Regions from separate parts of the Mus musculus genome. Here region 2 is linked to region 1. A link is a loop called in an ENCODE intact Hi-C map of the cell type or tissue named here. Cell type or tissue: heart. All regions are shown on one strand. Links, peaks and the distances in the headings refer to the core of each region. The heading gives the core; the rest is flanking DNA. Region 1 has its middle 8.7 kb from the start of Gm567. Region 2 holds the start of H2az1 (H2A.Z variant histone 1).

Region 1 (10,070 bases), core at 1,061-9,060:
GGTTAAAGCATGTGTTCCAACCCCCAGGGGAATTCAATTCCTCCCTGTTATTAGACGCGTTCTCACGACCGGCCAGGAAAGACGCAACAAACCAGAATCTTCTGCGGCAAAGCTTTATTGCTTACATCTTCAGGAGCCAGAGTGCAAGAGAGCAAGCCAGCAAATGGCGAAACCCCATCCCTTTTTAAGGAGAATTATCCTCCACCTAGGATGTATTACTCCCTGATTGGCTGCAGCCCATCGGCCCAGTTGTCATCACGGGAAAGGCAGAACACATGGTGGGAAAACTGCCCCTGCATGTGTGCAGACTATGTTTACCACTTAGAACACAGCTGTCAGTGCCATCTTATAATGGCAAATGTGAGGGCGGCTCCTCACAGATCCCCCTTTTCTTTTAATAAGAGCAATAGGCCACCCATATTAATGAGAGTGGAGATAGAGGTCAAATCCCCAGTGTGCAGGTAAAGGAGCCGTACACATAACCTCCTCCCAGGCTCATCACCCAGAGGGGTCCTGGTCTGGTCCCGTGTTGTTTTTCCTGGGGGAAGGACACTTGAACACTCAACCTTCTTGAAAGATGACATGTCTCCCTAGAATAGGCTCATATATGCCGCAGAGCCCTTCTACTGCAGTGCTTAGCCGTGCAACTCTCTCGGGCTGCTGAAGCACACTCACTCTATCCCGTGCAATGAGACTAGCCTCGTGGGGTTTAAGAGCTGAGTGGCCAGCGACCTATTGCTTAAGCATAGATAACTATATATCAGGGGAAGCACCATGTTCTAGTCCTGCAAGCGCCTGGGCAATAACCACCTTGTCTCTCCTAGTTTGGGCCTTAAGCTTACAGACCAATCAAAGAAGCAACACTAATCCACAGCAAAGTGTATCTCCAAATAATATTAATCCCACCCATTTTTTAAAGAAGGAAAATGCTGAGGAGATCCAATTGGGTAATCCTTTGGTCAGCGACAGGTCCAAGCGCGTGGAGTTGACCTGAAGTCTCAATTCCCGAAGGATCTGTTCAAATTCAGCCATCCAATTCTGTAACATATACTGAAAAAGACTTTTTGACAAATTAGCTGCCCTAGTAAATTTAACATACTGAATGGAAATAACACACAATCCCGGAAACTTTTGTTCACATCCCTGCTGAGTTATTTGTCATAATACATCTAGTTGTTTCTGGACAAGATCTATGCGTTGATTAACCAGCATGAGACCTCCCTGTATCTTGACATTAGCTGAGGCCTGTTTATCTATGACTGTAGTCACTGAGGCTGACAAAGTGTTAATGGTGTCAGTCGTCTGGACCTGTCCAGACAGAGCCAAGGCTGTCTGAATCAAGGCTAAACCCAGTTCCCAGTTAGTGGTAAAAAAGCAGGAGAATACTTGAGCATTATACATCACCGTCATTGGGAGTGGAAATATCGACATTATCCCCCAACGCTGCTCTCTCATTGGACAAAATAAGGCCCAAATGCTGCATAATATCCCTTCCCCAGAGGTTAACCGGGAGTGGGAGCACATAAGGTATGAATTTCCCTTGCTGTCCTTCAGAGGATTCCCACGTCAAGGCAACGGAGCTTATAGTGGGACATGATTGATAACCTAGGCCCTGTAATGAATGAGATGACTCTGTGGTGGGCCATGCTTTGGGCCACCAATGTGTAGAAATTATACTTTTATCTGCTCCGGTATCAAGGATGCCTTCAAACTCTTTTCCGTTGATCTTAAGGCGGAGCTTAGGTCTATTATTCAAAGATACAACCAAATAGGCAGAATCATTTCCTGAGGAGCCCATTTTCTTTATCTCAGGTCCTGCAAATTTCTCCCTGGTATTATCAGGGAGGAGCAGCAGCTGAGCTATCCTATCTCCTTTACTAATAGAAAAAACGCCTTTAGGGCTTGAGCACAGGACCTGTATTTCAGGGGAATGTTGACAATCCATAACTCCAGGGTGGACTACTAAGCCCTGCAAGGTGAGTGAACCCCGGCCGAGAATAAGGCCCATGGTTCCCAGGGGCAAGGATGGTATAGGCTCCACCGGCACCGGCTGAATACTCATTTGAGGCATTAATAGGAAGTCGGAGGCGGCACGCAGGTCCACCCTTGTGGGTCTTCCTGGGTCGCCTCTCTGACTGCTTCCTGGGTCCTGACAAACCGGTTCCCATATCTTTGAGGGCCCTGGGACCGAGGGCCCGATGACCCGTTTTTTGGCACATAAGCTGATTGACTATCAGGTGGGGGAAGGACTCTGCCCTTTATATCCCTCACAGAGCGACACTGGTCAGCTCTATGATAACCCTTGCCACACTTAGAGCAAAGAGTGAGAGTCCCTCCCTGTTTACCTGGAGCTCTGCAATCTTTCTTAAGATGCCCAGGCTTCCTGCAGTTAAAACATGTCCTCCGATCATTTCTGCCCATGGAGCATTTTTGGGATTGAAGGATGGCAGCCGCTAAGCCTGCATTGGTGAGAGGTCCCCCAAGCTCCCGACAAACCCTGAGCCAGTCTTGTAAACCTTTGTTCTTTCTTGGGGCTATGGCTGCTCGGCACTCCTTTGTGGCTTGCTCATAGATTAGCTGTTTTATCAGAGGCGCAGCTTGCTCTGACTCTCCAAAAATACGCTCTGCTGCCTCTGTCATTCTGGCCACAAAATCTGAGAAGGATTCCTGAGGTCCCTGGATTATCTTTGTTAACTGACCAGTGGTTTCACCTGCTCGAGAGAGCGCCTTCCAGGCCCTAATAGCCGTGGAGGAAACTTGGGCATAAGCTCCCCAATGGTAGTTTGTTTGATCAGCAGAATAAGCTCCCTGACCCGTTAACAAGTCAAAAGTCCAATCTCTCTGCTCTGGAGTCAAAGCAGCTGCGTTTGCTCGGGCCTGCGCTTGTGCAGCTTCGTGCCAAAGCGCTTTCCATTCCATATATTTGCCCATACTAGGGAGAGCGGCTTTTACAACCGTTTGCCAATCACCAGGAGTCATAGCGTGATTCGCAAGCCTTTCCACTTGTGCTATAGTGAAATTAGCACTGACTCCATAGTTACGGACCGACTCGGCAAGCTCTTTAATCTGTATATACGCTACCGGAGCGTGGACACGCCCACCCTCGGCTCCTTCAAAGACCGGAAATGCCTGTTGTATTTTCCTTTGTTCCTCCTTTGGAATGAACGAGTCTGTGCATTGCCTCTCTGTCCATTGCCTCTCTGCGCAGGGCTGATGCACTACGCAGGGCGGGGGCTCAGCATAGGGTGGAGGTGCACTATGACCTTGAAGCCGACTGCCAAGAGGCCAAGCAGCAAGCTGGCCTTCGCCAGCCGCTTTTGGCTTCCTTAACTGATTAGCTAGCACTTTACCTGGCTGGTACCCTTTTTTCTCATAATGAGCTGCTTCTTCCTCCCAGTCTGTTTCCTCAGAGGAGAATTCTTCATCTGCTTCAGAGCTACTAAGAGCTGGCTTCCTGAGCTCATCTAGTGACGAGTATCTCCTAGAGACCTCCGCTAATCGATCTTTTTTCTTTTCTTTTTTCTTTTCCTTCCTTCTAATCTCTCCCCAGGTATTCTTACCTGACCTAAACTTTTCCTCAGGTTCAAGACCCTTGGAAAGGCCTGTATACTTATTTTGTGCACCATGTTTCCTCTTTGTTCCTACTCTCTCTCCCCACTTTACTTCTGATAGCTTGTCCTGAATTTCATCTAGAATCCGCCCTATCTTAACCACTTGATAACATGTGAAAAGGAACAAAAGGGCTTCTAACACTAGAAAAAATTCAAGGCCAAACATATTCCACTTTACTTCTGATAGACTGTCTTGAATTTCCTTAGAAAGTTCAAGATCAGACTTACCTCGTAAAGCTGTACTCACTGGTACTCTCGTTCCCCAGCTGAAAAGTTCTGAATTCATACAGTTGAATCCTTCTTAACAGTCTGCTTTACGGGAACCTTTATTACCGCGACCCGCAGTTCTGGTTCTGGAATGAGGGATCTTCCTTGCGCCAGTCCCGAGTTTTTTCTCGTCCCGGGTTTCGGCACCAATTGTTATTAGACGCGTTCTCACGACCGGCCAGGAAAGACGCAACAAACCAGAATCTTCTGCGGCAAAGCTTTATTGCTTACATCTTCAGGAGCCAGAGTGCAAGAGAGCAAGCCAGCAAATGGCGAAACCCCATCCCTTTTTAAGGAGAATTATCCTCCACCTAGGATGTATTACTCCCTGATTGGCTGCAGCCCATCGGCCCAGTTGTCATCACGGGAAAGGCAGAACACATGGTGGGAAAACTGCCCCTGCATGTGTGCAGACTATGTTTACCACTTAGAACACAGCTGTCAGTGCCATCTTATAATGGCAAATGTGAGGGCGGCTCCTCACACCTCCCCTATCTCCTCTTGACAAGAATGATTTGCGATGCACAACAGAGGTTGCTGAAGTTGCTGGAGTGCCTGGGACACGAGTTTTTTTAATTACACTTACTGTTGCTATGTGTCATATTCTCTCTCTAAGCTTCATCAGCATCTCCGGCTCGGCACAATGGAGTTCAGGGGCCAGCTTGAGAAAAACAGAACTCAGTTAAGAAGATCTGAAGAGCCAGGCTGGATAAATATTCATAAACACATTCACACTACCTGCATCAGAAAGGGCTATGAACTCCCAAACACACTTCAAGGTCAGTGCATCGCTTTCATCTGTTTCCAGCACTTTGCATAGTTGGCAGCCCTCCCTCCTCTGGGGAGAGGCAGGACACCAAGAGAGCACACGACTCACATTCTCGGCCCAAATTTCCATAACCACATCACCAGATGGGATAATAATCATCCCTGAAATTGATGCACAGGCTTCGGGTCTGAGGAAACTTCTTCCTGCTTCTTTTCAGAATCGTTTCTTCTGGCTCTTTAGACATAAAGTGTTCTTCCTTCCAGGAAAGGTTACAAGTTAAGGTGGTTTGTAAAAGAAAGAAGTGTGAATCCCATGTCTTTGGGGAGCACTGCGGCTGGCCCTCTTTGACAACTAAATGCGATGAAAACCTTCCCAGGTGATTGGGAGCAGTCACTGGGAGGCCTCTGTCCCCTGCATGGTTGTCTCCTGGCCACCTTGGCTCTGTCTCCACAGCATTTTGTCATTATGCCGAAGTATCCTCTCCTAGTCTCAGGCATGTCCTCTGAGTTACTCATTCTATGGAAAGCCAGTAGCATTGAGAAGGTTCCAAATCAATGCAACTCAAACCATACTTCTAGAATCTGGTACAGTAAGGAACTTGATGTTGACGATACATAACAGTGTCAAACTGCCCCGAAAACTTCAGACGAACCTTAAACACAGTTAAGTTGTAGCACACAAATATCAAACAGCAACTAGGTAGTACAGATTTTAAAAACGTTCAGTGTTCAAGACATTATTGATACCATGGGTAATCTGAGAATGCTCTGGTAGAGATATAAAAATCATTTTCCTAGTTATCCATGTATAAGACAATCTCTTACAATGTAATCTCAGACATAGGGCGTTCAATGATGATGGAATGGAGGATAAGTGCAAACCTCTGGTCGTAAGAATTTAGAAACTGAGCTGCAGTAATGAGCCCGTATCTGCATGGTAGAGTCTACAGATCAGTGAATACAGGAGGGAGGGAGTATGCTCAAGGACAGATTAGCTACAATGCCAAATAGTTTATCAGCTGCTCAGTTACTGCCTTCTGCTCCAAGGAGGTGACTGTAAGTCTGATTGTTGCTTTCTGTTTTTTTGCTTATTTACCATGATCAGCCCTAGTGCAGAGGCTAAGGAGAATATAGCCTTTCTCTTTTTTTTCTTATCTGTGCCTTGAAATGCACATCTTTTATATAGCTTTAACAGAAATCAATGAGTGTGTTAAATATGTATTTTCAGCAGCATCCTGCCTTGCATATTTTAACCCAATGCTGACAATTAAATTGGTAAAATTCATTTTAAATTAAATTATAATATTTATTCCTTCCCTTTTCTCCTTCCAGATCTTTGCATAAACTACTTCCTGCCTCTATCAAATTATTGGTTTCCTTTATTCACTAGTTGATATTGCATGCATATCTGTACACATGCATACACATGAACACACATTCACACACATACACATACATACATACATACATACATGCATACACATTACTAAATAGACGTGTTCGGTCTGTATAATGTTACAGATATGTATATTTTCAGCACTGACCATTTGGCATCAAACAATTGATATGCCTTTCCCTGAGGAAGGCCGTCCCTCACACTCTCAGCTTCCCTTAGTTGTTTATAGTTCTTTTAATAGGTGTTTTGTTTTGTTTTGTTTTGAGAGGGGCAGGGATGTTAAAATGCTGTTAGTAAAGCAGTACATGGATGAGTTAACTTGTCCCATCTTTGCGTTGCCTTCTTATAATGAAAATGCAGCCATTATGTATTTGGCATGCAAACAAGACCAGGCTTCCTGTATTTTAATTTGCTAATTCTGGCAAGCTTAGGAGAGGGGGTGGGATGTTTTTGTTCTTGTATGCTTTGAAGTCTGTGTCTTTGCCTTCCCTTAATTCTGAATGGTAATCAAGACCTAAGTGGTTCCTCAACTCAAGGATTCTTTCTTTTTTACTAGATATTTTCTTCATTTACATTTCAAATGCTACCCCTAAAGCCCCCTATAGCCTCCCCCACACCCTACTCCCCAACCCACCCACTCCCACTTCCTGGGCCTGGCATTCCCCTGTACTGGGGCATATGATCTTCCCAGTACCAAGGTTTTCTCCTCCCATTGATGGCCGGCTAGGCCAACCTCTGCTACATATGCACCTAGAGACACAGCTCTGGGGGGTACTGGTTAGTTTACACCATCGTTCCTCCTATAGGGTTGCAGACCACTTTAGCTCCTTGGGTACTTTCTCTAGCTCCTTCATTAAGGGCCCTGTGTTCCATCCAATAGATGACTGTGGGCATCCACTTTTGTATTTGCCAGGCATTGGCATAGCCTCACAAGAGAGAGCTATGTCAGGATCCTGTCAGCAAAATCTTTCTGGCATATGCAATAGTGTCTGAGTTTGATGGTTGTATATCATATATACATGCATATATATATATATATATATATTTTTTTTTTTTGGTTTTTCAAGACAGGGTTTCTCTGTATAGCCCTGGCTGTCCTGGAACTCACTCTGTGGACCAGGCTGGCCTCAAACTTAGAAATTCACCTGCCTCTGCCTCTCGAGTGCTGGGATTAAAGGCATGCGCCACCCCACCCGGTACCATCAAGGATTCTTATAGGGCATAATGTCAAAGGCACAATGTCAACTCCTCAATAGGATCTTACCCTTCCTTTGAAGCAAAGAGAAGAGCAGAGACTTAGTGGAGGGACAGATTTCCCCCAGGGACTTAGGTGAGAGATGATTAAATTTTGTTTTTGTCAGGGGCCTGACATTTCTTTAAACCTGCAAAGCACTGAGGGAGGGGTTTTCAAAAGAGTACAAGAAAGCAGTGCTTAAAGCACAGGAATTTCTACTCTCATTGGCTGGAAGGGTGGCAAGGGAGCAGTGTAAGAGGTGTGAAGGGCACGGGGCTCTGCCCAAGGGGTACTTGGTGAAAGTGAAGCCACCATTGCCTGATGCCTGCTAGGCTTCCACTGTGCTTCTCCACCATGTTAGACAAGGATTTCCAGAGAGGCAGAGCCAGGAGGAGACAGTACAGAAGCAGAGATTCGTCAAAGAGTCAGTTTACACTATTGGGGAGGCTTCATCTACATGGGGTTGTCTATGGGCTGAGACCCAGTGATGACAGTACTGTTGCTCAGTTCCATTCCAAGGTCCACAGGAAGCCAAAGAACATAGGGATGCTAGTGTAAGTCCTGGAGAGCAAGGGCCAGAAAACCTGATCCTCTTATGCCCCTGGGGTGTGATGAACATGACATTCGGGACAATGTCATGTTTCCTTCATACACTAGAGTACATCTGCCCCACTTATCTCTCAACTGCACATGCCAATGTCCTCTGAAATGATTCAACAGATATACTCCAGAATAATGCTTTTCTAGATTGCTAAATACTTTTAAATTCTGGTTGGTTGACATCAAAACTAAGTTTCAGTAACATCAAATAATATTACAACCTTGCACCAAGTGAAGCCATACTGCTGCTGTGTGAATGAAATCTCCTTGTGTGCAGAACTCCTTCAGCCTTATAGTCCAAATGCAAGTTAATTTTAAAATGCAACAAAAAGACACATTTCTTCTCTTCTATATCTGTGAAATCAAATTCAGACTTTATTTTGATAGATATTGATTTTCTTTGTATCTAACAAACATCTCTTTTCAGATTTACCATTGTAGGTAGGTTGTTTTCCCCTAAGAACTGAACATGCTAGGAACTGCTGTTCCACTGTTTTGTAAACTGTAAGTTCAGTTTGGGCTGCTGAACCCTGAACCAATATCCACCTGGGTAGAAATCAAACATTTTTTAAAAAAATAATCTTTTCTTTAGCCTCCCGGAGGACTTGGCTTTGAAGGGATACCTCCAAGATCAGTAATAATCATATTTTGATTTTAAGGAAACAAGCCCGATAAAAAGAGATAGGATTTCCAAAGTGAGAAGACCGATGATAGAAGAAATGTGAGCTCGTGAGCATAACTGAGTTACTTAACAGTCATCTCTACAAATTCCCTTCTTCTAAAAGAAAAAAAAATCATGCACGAGATAATGCATTTTAAAGACACTGCTTGGTTATTTCATGGTTTGCTGAGAGAATTGAAAATGACACATTGTTGCTACCACAGATTAGGTTTCCAGGAATGGATATCCAGACAGCTGAGATTCTTTGTGTTTATGAAGGACAACCAGCTGCATAAAGGATGTGTATTTCAATAAAAGAAGTCAACTGACAGAGCTCCCAGGCCTTTGTTCGGTGGAGTGTTACATCGTAAAAGGTCACCAGCAGCAGAAACATACACTGTTACCTTGCTCCAACACAGGCAAGCTGCTTGATACCATGACTTCAGACAGAAGATTTCTGTGAAGATAAGGTAGACCTCTTGGGCAAGGCAGCAGGAGGTGTCAAACTGTGACAACTGTGTTCTACAAGAGTGGAGGTTTGAAAGAAAAATGGTCCCTACAGAGCGGCATTATTAAGAGGTGGGCTCTAGTTGGAGTAAATGTGGCTTTGTTGGTTTCAGAAAGCTTAAAACAGTTCTCTTCCTGCCGCCTGTGGCTCCTGATGTAGAATTCTCAGCTCCTTCAGTACCATGTCTGCCAGCACGCCATCATATTTCCTGCCATGAAAATAACAGACTAAATCTCTGACATGTAAGCCAGCCCCAGTTAAATGTTTTCCTTTTTAAGAGTGTGGTCATGGTGTCTCTTCTCAACAATAAAACCCTAACTAAGACAGCAAGCTTGTCTTGTCTTCCTTGAAGAGTGACAAACGTGTTCCTGTCTACACCTGTTCTACATGCACACGTCAACATATGTGTATACGTACATACGTGTCAGCATGCATGTGCTGTACCAGACACTGCTCTCTATGCCTGTACCTGTACAATACAGCATCTCACATTCAATATTATCAAAAGCTAAAAGTGGCTCTAGTTCTGTGTCTGTAAGGTAGGTTGATTTGTAAAACCGCTTCTTTCTTGTCTCCACCTGGTCAACATTCAGGCACAGTAGTGTCACATTCAGAGCACCTCTCCTACTTTTTGTTGATGTTAGTGAAATTCAATCTTTATTCTGCCTCACAAAGGCCAGAGCCACAGCGATTGCTAATTCAATTTCATCTCTAGACACAACTGTCAAGTTATTCTGCTTGTAGCGCAGATCTTACCTTTCTGTTGTCTCTTTTAAGAACTGTCTATGAGCCCAGTTATTCCTATTTAATCTGAACAAATTGCTCCTTTTTTTTTCCTCCAAAGTTCCTCAGAATTTGCATCTAACTTACATAAGATAAGCAGGGGGTTGGTTAGAAATTCCAGTGAGATACAGTCTGCATATTCTCTTTCAGTCATGTCATCTCGGAAACCTTTCCTTGTTCTTATTTATGCCTTCTGAAATGTTAGTAGATCAAAACCTAATCAGTATGCCATACCAGGACAC
Region 2 (10,070 bases), core at 1,275-9,274, 580 kb before region 1:
GAGGGGAAAGGGGTCAATGTATAATAATGGAACATGCTTGGCATGAATCAAGATGTGACTAGCATTTCACACCTGTGTCTGGTCACTAAAAGCAAATTATATCCGAAGTTCATTCGGTGGAGGTACTTTCGTTGTACCCTGAGGGTCTCTGTACTTGTGTCCCACCTTAGGATACAGGCCCTTTCACATTAGTTAACTGTCAATTGGGGGGGGGGGGGACGCCAAAAGCAGTTACCTCCAGCTTCTTCCCAAGTTTTAAGACCCTAAGAGGTCATATGATACAAAGAAACAACAAAAGTACCACGGGGTTATGACTACAGATGCACTGTTTAATTAGTAAGCAGAGAATGTACTTGTTGCTGAGTGAGATCTAAGGTAAGTCCCGATTATTAAGCAAGTTTAAAGCTAGTTTGGGATATGACCTTTATTGAGCTTATCCACCAGAGTGGAAACAATGTCTGTACAAAACCAAATGCTTGTTACTATAACTTCTGCATCACAATTAAAATCCAAACAGTTTTTTAAAAACAGTCAACTCAATCAAAACCCACTACTTCAGAATCAATAGCTTCTTTGAAGCCACAGTAACACTTAAATATGGTTAAGACTCGAATGCAGAAATTTGGTTGGTTGGAAGGCTAATTAAGCCTCCAACTTGCTCAAATAGAATTACAAAAAGGCAAAATTGTGTTTTTCACAGAGATACAGTCCACTGGAATCACCAACACTGGACAGCTGTTAGGAATATTTAGAGTCCTGAGATAATAAGGAATCCAGGCATCCTTAAACAGTCTTCTGTTGTCCTTTCTTCCCGATCAGCGATTTGTGGATGTGTGGGATGACACCTAGGAGAGGGACACAGATTAAGTCTACCTTCTGGATAAACATTTAAAAAAACAATACATGAACTCAAAGCAGGTAAAATTCATATACAAAGTGAAAACTTGAGGGATGAACAATGATCTTAGCAAAAACTAAGTGGAAAGCCAAACCCCATGAAAGCACCCTGTACTGAAATCTCTTCTAGAAACAATGGGAGTGTAGGAATTTTCTTCTTAAATAGAATGTTAGGAGTTTAGGGATGACATACCACCACCAGCAATGGTAGCTTTGATCAGAGAATCCAATTCTTCATCTCCACGTATAGCAAGCTGCAAGTGACGAGGGGTGATACGCTTTACCTTTAAGTCTTTTGACGCATTTCCTGCCAACTCAAGTACCTAAAAGGCAAAAAATAAATAAAAATCTGATGATCAATATTCCAACTTACTTTCAATCAAGATCTTTGAACCTCAATGGTGTTATTTACCAACTGTTGTCATTCCCTACTACCTGAATGATAAAATTATGCAGAATTATGCAAAAAAAAAAAAAAAACCACCCAAAAAACCCCGAAGGGGCACGCAATTGCATTTGCAGGAGCAGCACACTCTGGCCCAGCAGCCTCCTCGGCTGAACGCGAGCTCCCTCTAGCGCTCCCTCGGTCTGCGCGCCGCTCTTAGGGCCTGCGAGTTTTCTTGCATCACTTTCCTCCTCTCTCGCCACTTTCCCCCGCCCCCCCAGAGCTTTTCCAGATCACAGGCGTACTCCCGCTTACCTCTGCGGTGAGGTACTCCAGGATGGCTGCGCTGTACACAGCGGCGGTCGCGCCCACACGTCCGTGGCTGGTTGTCCTAGATTTCAGGTGTCGATGAATACGGCCCACAGGGAACTTGATTTTTATGCACACAAACAAACGAACAAACAAGAAAAAAAATGCACAAAGATAGGAAATTCGTTAAGATAAGATGTGCGCGCCAAAGCCAAGGACGGTGGTGGTGCACCAACGCGCCCCGCCAGTTAACACACATGTGATCCGACGCCCCCCCTCCCCAAACCCCAGTATTCACTGTCTCCGCAGGGCCAAGTCGCGACACATCACTCATGCTAAGATGGAACACCCATGGAGGGTGCAGACAAACAAGCAAGGGGGGTGCAAACATAAAGGCCCGGTCACCCGACTGCGGCAGTTGCTACCCACCTGCAAGCCGGCTCGCTGCGAGCGGGAAACCGCCTTTGTCTTGGCCTTTCCGGAGTCCTTTCCAGCCTTACCGCCAGCCTGCGGCGCCGCCGACGCCCGCGAGCCCGGGAGGGACGGAGAAGATAGAATTACCAAGGCGGCGCGCCCCTCCCCCACCACAGCGCGTCCTGGAGGCGAGCGAGCGCGCGCTCGGCCGCCCGCCGCCCGCCCCGCCGGGGACCCCGGGCCGCCGCTCGCCCCCCGCCCGCCCTTCTCCCCCGCCGACCCCTGCCGCGAGCCCGCCGCGGCTGCGCGCCCCCGCGCCGGCTCCCAGCCGCGCCGTGCGCGCCCCCCCAACCGTCGCCTCCCGCCTGGAGCTCCGGGGCTCCGAAAACACCTCCCCTCCGCTCGTCCCGACCCCGTCCCCGCACGCTCCCACTCGCCGCCGCCGCCGCCTCTCCCAGCCCCGGGGACGGCGGCCCCGCCCGCTCGGAGCCTGCAGCCCGCGGCCGCCCGCCGTCACTCTTCACGTTACCATCTCGGACCGTGCTGAAGCTCCGACGAGCGAGGAAGAGACGAGGCCAGGCGGACGCTCAGCGAGATCCCAGCGCCCACTCCTCCGTCGGACCGCGATTCAAACTGCGCCGTCTCCCGCCTTCCTCGCGCCCTTTATACTGCAGAATGTTCCCTCATCCGGGAACTCGGCCGGTTCGGCCCACCAATGGTTGCCTCCCGCCCTCGGGACGCGTCCTTGAGGCTCCAGCCAATGGGAGAACGCACAGCGGAGTGGCGGGGCGGGCGCTCGGGAGCTCGAGCGATGATTGGCGCGTGGGGGATGAGTTAGGGGGGGAGGAGATGCGGCGGGACGAGGACCGGGAGAAGAAGGGGCGCCGCGGCGGGAGGGCAGCAACAGAGCGCTGCGCCACCGAGCGAGTGGACGGTGGTGTCACGTGCCTGGAGGGAGGAGCTGGAAGGCTGGGGAGGAGCGCGCGCTGGCGTCCTCCCCGCTGCAGCCTCCCCCCCTCCACTCCCCCGCGGTGCTCCGGAGACCACGTGAGCTTCCCTCCCGGTCTAGCCTGGCCCCCTCGCTGACAACCGGCGCCTCTCGGTTGCCCTCTGGCCTGGCCTTTCGTGTCCGCAGATCTCGGTTTCCTTCAGAGTCCTGCCTTCTGACAGGTGGCTCGAAGGCGTCCGGCAAGAAGAGCTCAGCTCGGCCTCTACTTGGTGAACCACTTCCCTGATAAAAGTGTCACCTACCCCACCCCCGGTAGTTTTTTCATCTTCCTCCACTTCTGTCCTCACCTCTTGTTACCCCTCACCCCCCTCATCCTGTCTCATAACAACAGTGGAGCCAAGTTACCGTGGGGATAACAAGTAATTTTGTCTACACACAGGAAGCTTGGGATGAAGCGGTTTTTTATAATGAAGTCACCGGCCATATTTTTGCGAAGACTTCGCATCAATGGGATGCACCTATAGCCTAGTGTCTAAAGTTGATTTGTTGAAACATTAAAGCTATTATGTGTCAGCTTTCCTACACTAAAACATTTTGCCACATGACAAATGTTGGTAAATGTCAGTGGGGTAACTGTAACATGATTCACAAGCAGTTACAGATGGTTCATGTAATCAGTTACAAATGCTGGGCTTAAAAAAAAAAATAGACTTGTACACACGGTACTGTCCTGATGCCAGCCACTTAGACGTGCAGTTAGTAGATCTACAGCACCTGCATTTATCACTCGCTGCTTGGAGACCATAATTATCTGAGTCTTGCGAATTTCGCATTTATATTAATACGTAGCACTTTTCAATTAAACATGATTGTGTGGCCATGTGGGTGGGCGCGGGTGCTCACCTCATTACTATAGTTGTGGAAATCGGATGACAACTTGAGTGAGTGCTCTCTTTCCAGGGTTCCAGAGATAAACTCAGGTATCAGGTAGTCAACTCTCACACAGCTAGCACCCGTCGAGTTATATCACCGGTTTATACTTTTTACATAATTGAATAGTAATATGAAGAGAATATTGAAGCGTAAACTCCACATTATTAGTACTTAAGTTTGGGAGATTTTATGAAATTAGAGGAACTCTCTGATACCAGGACATTAATGCTAGAGGAGAGACTCCAAACAATATTGATTCCGAGGCTTATTGGAACTAAGGAATTGTAATGATGTCATCACATGCCGAAAACAACTGAGGCTCCTGACATCCCAGCACCTAGAAGGCTGCATCAGAAGAGTCATAAGCAGAATGCTAGTCAACTCTACAACGATGGCATTTCAGACACCTAAGGACTGGCCTGCTGTGATGGTGGCAACCTACATCCTTAATACCAGCCCTTGAGAGGCAGAGGCAGGCAGATCTTTGTGACTTCAAGGCCCACACGGTCTACACAGTGAGTTCCAAGCCATCTACAGCTACAGACTGAGGCCCTGTCTTCAAAAAAAAAAACCAAGTATAAAGCCAAGCCCAGTAGGCTATCCCTGGCTTCTGATGGGATTTCTTGATATTTACCTCATAACATACGTCCATTCTCTAGAGAATTCTGTGTGAGCTTTTTCCCATGGAATCCAACTAAAAGGTTGACTTTTCTTCACTGAAGAGTGGTAGCAAGAATAAACTAGCAAGTACATGTGAGTTCTGTGGCGCCTCCTCACTGTAATCTTAGTTCTCAACCCTTTCTGCTTGTGCCTTTTAAAATGTTTTTTATTCTTATTTTTGAAACATGATCTTAATTCTGTAGCCCAGGCTAGCCTGGGATTTTCTATATAGATAACGTTGAGCTCAAACTTGTGATTCTCCTGCCTCTGCATTGTATATGCTGAGCTTATAGGTGCACACTACCATGCTTTTCAGAAAGGTTAGTAACCTTTGAAAGCTCAAGCCCCACCCCACCTTTTTCACATAGCCCTTAAAGGATTTAGGAAAACCTTATGCAGATTACATGGTAACATGTGCTTGACAATCAGCATATACTCAACAAACAACTATCCTATAAGGAGAATAAGGAAAGTGTGGTGATTTGAGAGAAAATAGCCCTATAGGCTCATAATATTTGAATGTTTGGGCCTTAGTAGAACTGATTGGGAAGGACTGGTAGGTGTGGCCTTGTTGGAGGAAGCATGCAACAGGAGATCACTTTAAGGTTTAAAACTGTTAAGCCAGGCTCAATCTCGCCTGTGTGTGCCTGTAGACTGTAGATCAGGATATAAGCTTTTTTTTTTTTTTTTTTTTTTTTTTTTTTTTTTTTGAGACAGGGTTTCTCTGTATAGCCCTGGCTGTCCTGGAGCTCACTCTGTAGACCAGGCTGTCCTCGAACTTGGAAATCCACCTGCCTCTGCCTCCCAAGTGCTGGGATTAAAGGCTTAGGATATAAGCTCTTAGCCTTACACCTTCCTGCCTGCTGCCATGCCTGCTGCCATAACGATCAGGAACTAAGCATCTGGAACTGTAAGCCAGCCCCCAATTAAATGCTTTCCTTTATAAGAGCTGCTTTGGTCTTGATCTCTCTTCACAGCAATAGAACAATCTAAAACAGAAGGGAAGAGAAAATAACATATTCCTAATTGGTTTTTCTTGACTGTTACGTATGCATCTTTTGATATGGAAATGGCAAGCTTAAAGGACACTCAAACTGTGCCAATGTGCTTGAATTAAAAAAATGTCACTCACAGTGTTGGGCATTCAAACACTGGGTTCCAAGTCTGGGGAGATTTAGGTGGTCCAGCCTGGCTGGGAAGCGTATGGCATGGAGAGCAGACCTTGGGATTCGAAGTTTCACACCACTTCTATCCAATTCAGTTTCTCTGCCGCGTGCTTGCAGTTAAAGATGTAAGGAGCTCGCCACTTCCTTCTCCTGCAACCCCTGCTGCTTGTTCTGTACCTTCTGCCCTAATGGAGACTTATCCATTGGAGCTGTGAGCCAAAAATAAGCCCTTTCTAGAAGTTGCCATGGTCATGGTCTTTGTCTCAACAGCAAAAAAGTACCTGATGTAGAAGTTGGTACTAAGAGTGGTGTTACTGTAAAGAACTATGGTTTTTTGTTGTTGTTGTTTGTTTTTTGTTGTTTTTTTGGAGGAACGTGGAAGAGTTTGGGACTTTGAACGTCAAAAGAGATTGCACGATGTAAGTAGAGCTTAATAGATCATCATAGTAGCCTGGAAGGCAGTAGTGCTAAGAGCCATGTGGGATATCCGCCAAGGAGAACTGCATACATGGAATGGAGCCAGCCCAAGAAAGCTGTGTTTTGTAGGCAGCAAAATTGGAGGGGCAGAGCCTTTGCTACCAAAAATAGAACTTCAGAATTTGGTATCTGTCCTGTTGAGTTTGGTCTTGCTTTGGGCTAGTATTTCCTAATGATGCTAATCCCAGTGGGCAAGAGTAAGATAACAACCACAATTTTTTTTTTTTTTTTTTGAGTCAAATTTGAAGCAAGCTTTATTCAGCGCTGGCCAGAACATTGGATGTTAGCCAGGGCCATAGCCAGGATTTCCAGAATATGGCCTCGAATTTCATTAGTTAGGAACTTATAAAAGCAAAAGCCACAAGGTCACATCCTTCCCATGTCTGTCCAATCAGGGGCAAGCATACATCTTGACATACTTCCTGCCTACATAACCTGCCACGTATGTGTGATCTAGCACATCCTGTCCAGTTGGGGCAATCAAGCTTCTTTATGGGAGTGGAACCACGTGGCTGTTATCTCACAGGAACAACAGCCCCCAGCAGTCCAGGAAGTTCTCTGTCCTTGGGCAAGAAGGACTTACAGGTTAAAGGCACTTTTGTTTTATAGATCTTTCAAGTGCAGAACTAAGAACTAAAACATAATTTTAGCCATTCCAGTGTCCCTACTCCTGTCTTTTGGAATTATAATGTATACTCTATACCATAGAATCTTGGAAGTATGTCATCTGCTTTTTAATTTTACAGTGTGTTACAATTAAGAGCTTGCCTAGAGTCTTAGAAGAGACCTTTAAACTATGTCGAGACTGTGAAAGACTAGGACTGTAAAAGCTGGACTAAGTATATTTTACGTTATGACGTGTCCACAAGCCTATGTACTGCAGCATATTGGATCACATGTGCTGTGAGCTGGAAAAACCTGTCCCTAGTTGTAGTGTGGCTCAGACCTAGCACACACCTTTAATCTGAGAGCTTTCTAAACAAGATTGAATAAGTCATGGGTCAAGAGGCAGAGCAAGCAACCAGTAGACATGAGGTAGGGAACATAAGAAAAAAAAAACCATAGTGAGAGGAAGTCAGGAGGACGGATAGAGAGATGAACCAGAAGTAGAAAGGAGGGACATTGAGTTGGAAGGGTTTGAGGGGTAGTGTGGAGAAGGAGAGCTGGCTCTTTCATTCTGGGAGGATGGTTGAGGAGGAAGGTCAGCTGGGTGCTTCTCTGCCTCTCTGTCTCCTAGATCTTCATTTGGTAAAAATGAAAGTTTGGGCTTTTGTTTTAAAAACAACACCTAATGGGGACCAGGAAGTGGAATGCTGTGGTTTGAATAAAAGTGGCTCTGTCTTAGTTTTCTATTGCTATGATAAACACCACCACCAAAGGCAACTTGGAAAGGGAAAGGTTTATTTCAGCTGGCAGTTCATAGTCAGCTATCCAAAGAAGTCAGGGTAGAAACCAAAGCAGGAGTCAGATGCAACCAAAGCAGTTGATGCAGAGGCCATGGAGAAGTACTGTGTACCGACTTGCTCATGCTTATTCAGTCTGTTCTCTTATAGAACCCAGGACCATCAGTCTAGGGTTGGCCTAGACCCTCCCAGGCCAATCACTAATTCAAATGCATTGTAGACTCACCTACAGGCAAATTGTATGGAGGCATTTTCTCAATTGAGAGTAGCTTTGTCAAACAGCTGTAGCTTTGTCAAACAACTGACATAAAACTAACTAAACAGTGTTTCGTAGTCTCAAGCATTTGAACACTTGATCCAAGTTGGCAGCACCTTCCGGGACACTTTAGGTAGTTTGGTCACTTCCAGTTCACACTGCTGGCTTTCTGCTTGCCCTTGACGGGGTTCCTGCAGTCATGCCTGTCACCTGCCACTGTGCTTTCTTGCCATCAGATACTTCCACCCTCTGGAACTATAAGCCCAAATAAACTATTTCTTTTCTCTCTCTTTCTCTCTCTCTCTCTCTCTCTCTCTCTCTCTCTCTCTTTCTTTCTTTCTTTTTTTTGTTTTAGATTTATTTACTATATGTAAGTACACTGCATCTGTCTTCAGACACTCCAGAAGAAGGCGTTAGATCTTGTTAGGGATGGTTGTGAGCCACCATGTGGTTGCTGGGATTTGAACTCCTGACCTTTGGAAGAGCAGTCAGTGCTCTTAACCGCTGAGCCATCTCACCAGCCCAAACTGTTTCTTATTTACGTTGCCTTAGTCACAGTCCTTTATCACAGCAATAGACAAGTAACCGACATACGCACAGCCAGCTCACCTGTCCTCCCAGGTCACTTTAACACAGTCACAACGGCTTTCTGCTTCCTCAAAGTAGAAGACAACACTAGCTCATCCTCTTTTCACAGTAATTGTCCTTAGCCCGGGCTGAGAAGGGTCTGATACAAATGTGCTACTCTTTTTGAGTTGTCTTTACTGTAGTTGTAGTTATGATAATACGTGTGTGTGTGTGTGTACATTATTCAATGCCATACCAATTTTGTAGTGTACAGTGCTGGAAATCAAACCTAGGGCTCTCATATGGTAGGCAAATATCCTATGCAGTTACAGTCCCAACCCCACAATTGCCAATGTAATAAATTCTTTTATTACAAAATATATATGAATATGAAGCACTGTCACTACTATGAACTTGAACGGCCTCTCCTAGAAGGCAGGCTTTCTGTTTCCAGTTACTATCTCCTCTTCAGCCTTGTCCTCAGCTTTTCCTGTAAACAGTTTGAGATAATGTCACACTCGGAAATTCCAAATTTCTCAACTACGTCTTGCTTCAAATGCCTATTTTTAAGCAGAGAGGAACAGATTTCCAAGCTATTTCAAAGGATATTAACATTTATAGACAATGGCAGAATTTCTAACCAGAAAATTCATGTCAGGATCTTGATTCTCTTAGGACATGGGATGGGGGATCTTTAAGGACTCCTTCATCTGTCAGTGACTGAATTCCAAAATGTGATAAAATACAAACGGTTGACTGAGAATAAAGGAACTAGACAGCCTCTCTCATTCGGCATGGCTTCACGTAAATCAAGCGCTGAGCCATAGTTTCTGCACTTATCACATAGCTCACAGAATCAGAAAAACCAACACTGCATAACTGTGAAAGGCTCAATAAAGTGAGCACAGATCGACAGGTGCATCCGCACCCATGTCACAGCAGCCATATCTCTTCCAAACTCCTCTCATAAGCATCATTAAGAGATGCCTTGGACCTTAATTCAGTGGTAAAATGACACACTTCTGACTGCAGAGGCACACAATTCACAGATGCAGAGCATAAGTTGTAAAGATAACCAGCAAAATCTCAATCCAGACATCCACATCAGGACAGAAATTCAGAGATTATGGATTTTAGTGTATCCTTTTCATTTTTCATGTTTATTGCTGTTTTCTTAATTTTATCTTTTCCATTTTTTGTGCATGGGACATTGCCTGCATGTATATCTGCATATGATGTACAATCCTGATACCCATGAAAGCCAGGAGATGGCACTGAGTTAACTGGAAATAGAGTTATAGATGATTGGTAGACACCATGGATGCTGGGAATTGTATCCAAGTCCTCTGGAAAAGCAGTCAGTGCTTTTAGGTCCTGGTCCATGTCTCTAGTCCTCTAATAACTCTTCTAACTAGCAAAGGGCTGTTGTACACAACTTTGATCAAAGCATTTAGAAGGCAGAGGCAGGTGAATCTCTGTTAGCTCAAGGCCAGCCTGGTCTACAGAGGGAGTTTCAAACCACCAAGGCTACACAGAGAAACCTTGTCTTAAAAAACCAAAAAGGGGACAAAAAGTAAGAAAGAAAGAAAAAGAAAGAAAGAAAGAAAGAAAGAAAGAAAAAGAAAGAAAAGAAAAGAAAAGAAAAGAAAAGAAA

The links. Peaks named below come from ENCODE experiments on the same cell type or tissue, not always from the same donor. Only the 100,000 strongest peaks of a DNase experiment are listed, where the experiment ranks them.
Region 2: a loop joins it to region 1, with 4 times the contacts of the local background. A loop is called at or near these places in 1 of 42 quality-filtered maps.

The regions. Positions count from the first base shown.
Region 1 is chr3:137,275,890-137,285,959 of GRCm38, reverse strand. No RefSeq gene overlaps it. Among named protein-coding and RNA genes, the nearest start is that of Gm567, 8.7 kb to the left of the region's middle. In heart, for the core only: no CTCF peak of the experiment used is centred there; a DNase peak (open chromatin) is centred at 4,709.
Region 2 is chr3:137,857,161-137,867,230 of GRCm38, reverse strand. H2az1 (H2A.Z variant histone 1) reads right to left here and starts at 2,744. Exons shown (of 5, transcript NM_016750.3): 1 at 2,535-2,744; 2 at 2,021-2,098; 3 at 1,598-1,711; 4 at 1,091-1,220; 5 at 309-845. The coding sequence starts at 2,537. The coding sequence ends at 784. Gm43403 (predicted gene 43403) reads left to right here and starts at 2,905. Exons shown (of 2, transcript NR_169184.1): 1 at 2,905-3,266; 2 at 3,394-3,544. In heart, for the core only: a CTCF peak has its summit at 1,452; DNase peaks (open chromatin) are centred at 1,510, 2,010, 2,850 and 6,240; H3K4me3 peaks cover 2,658 bases; H3K27ac peaks cover 2,582 bases.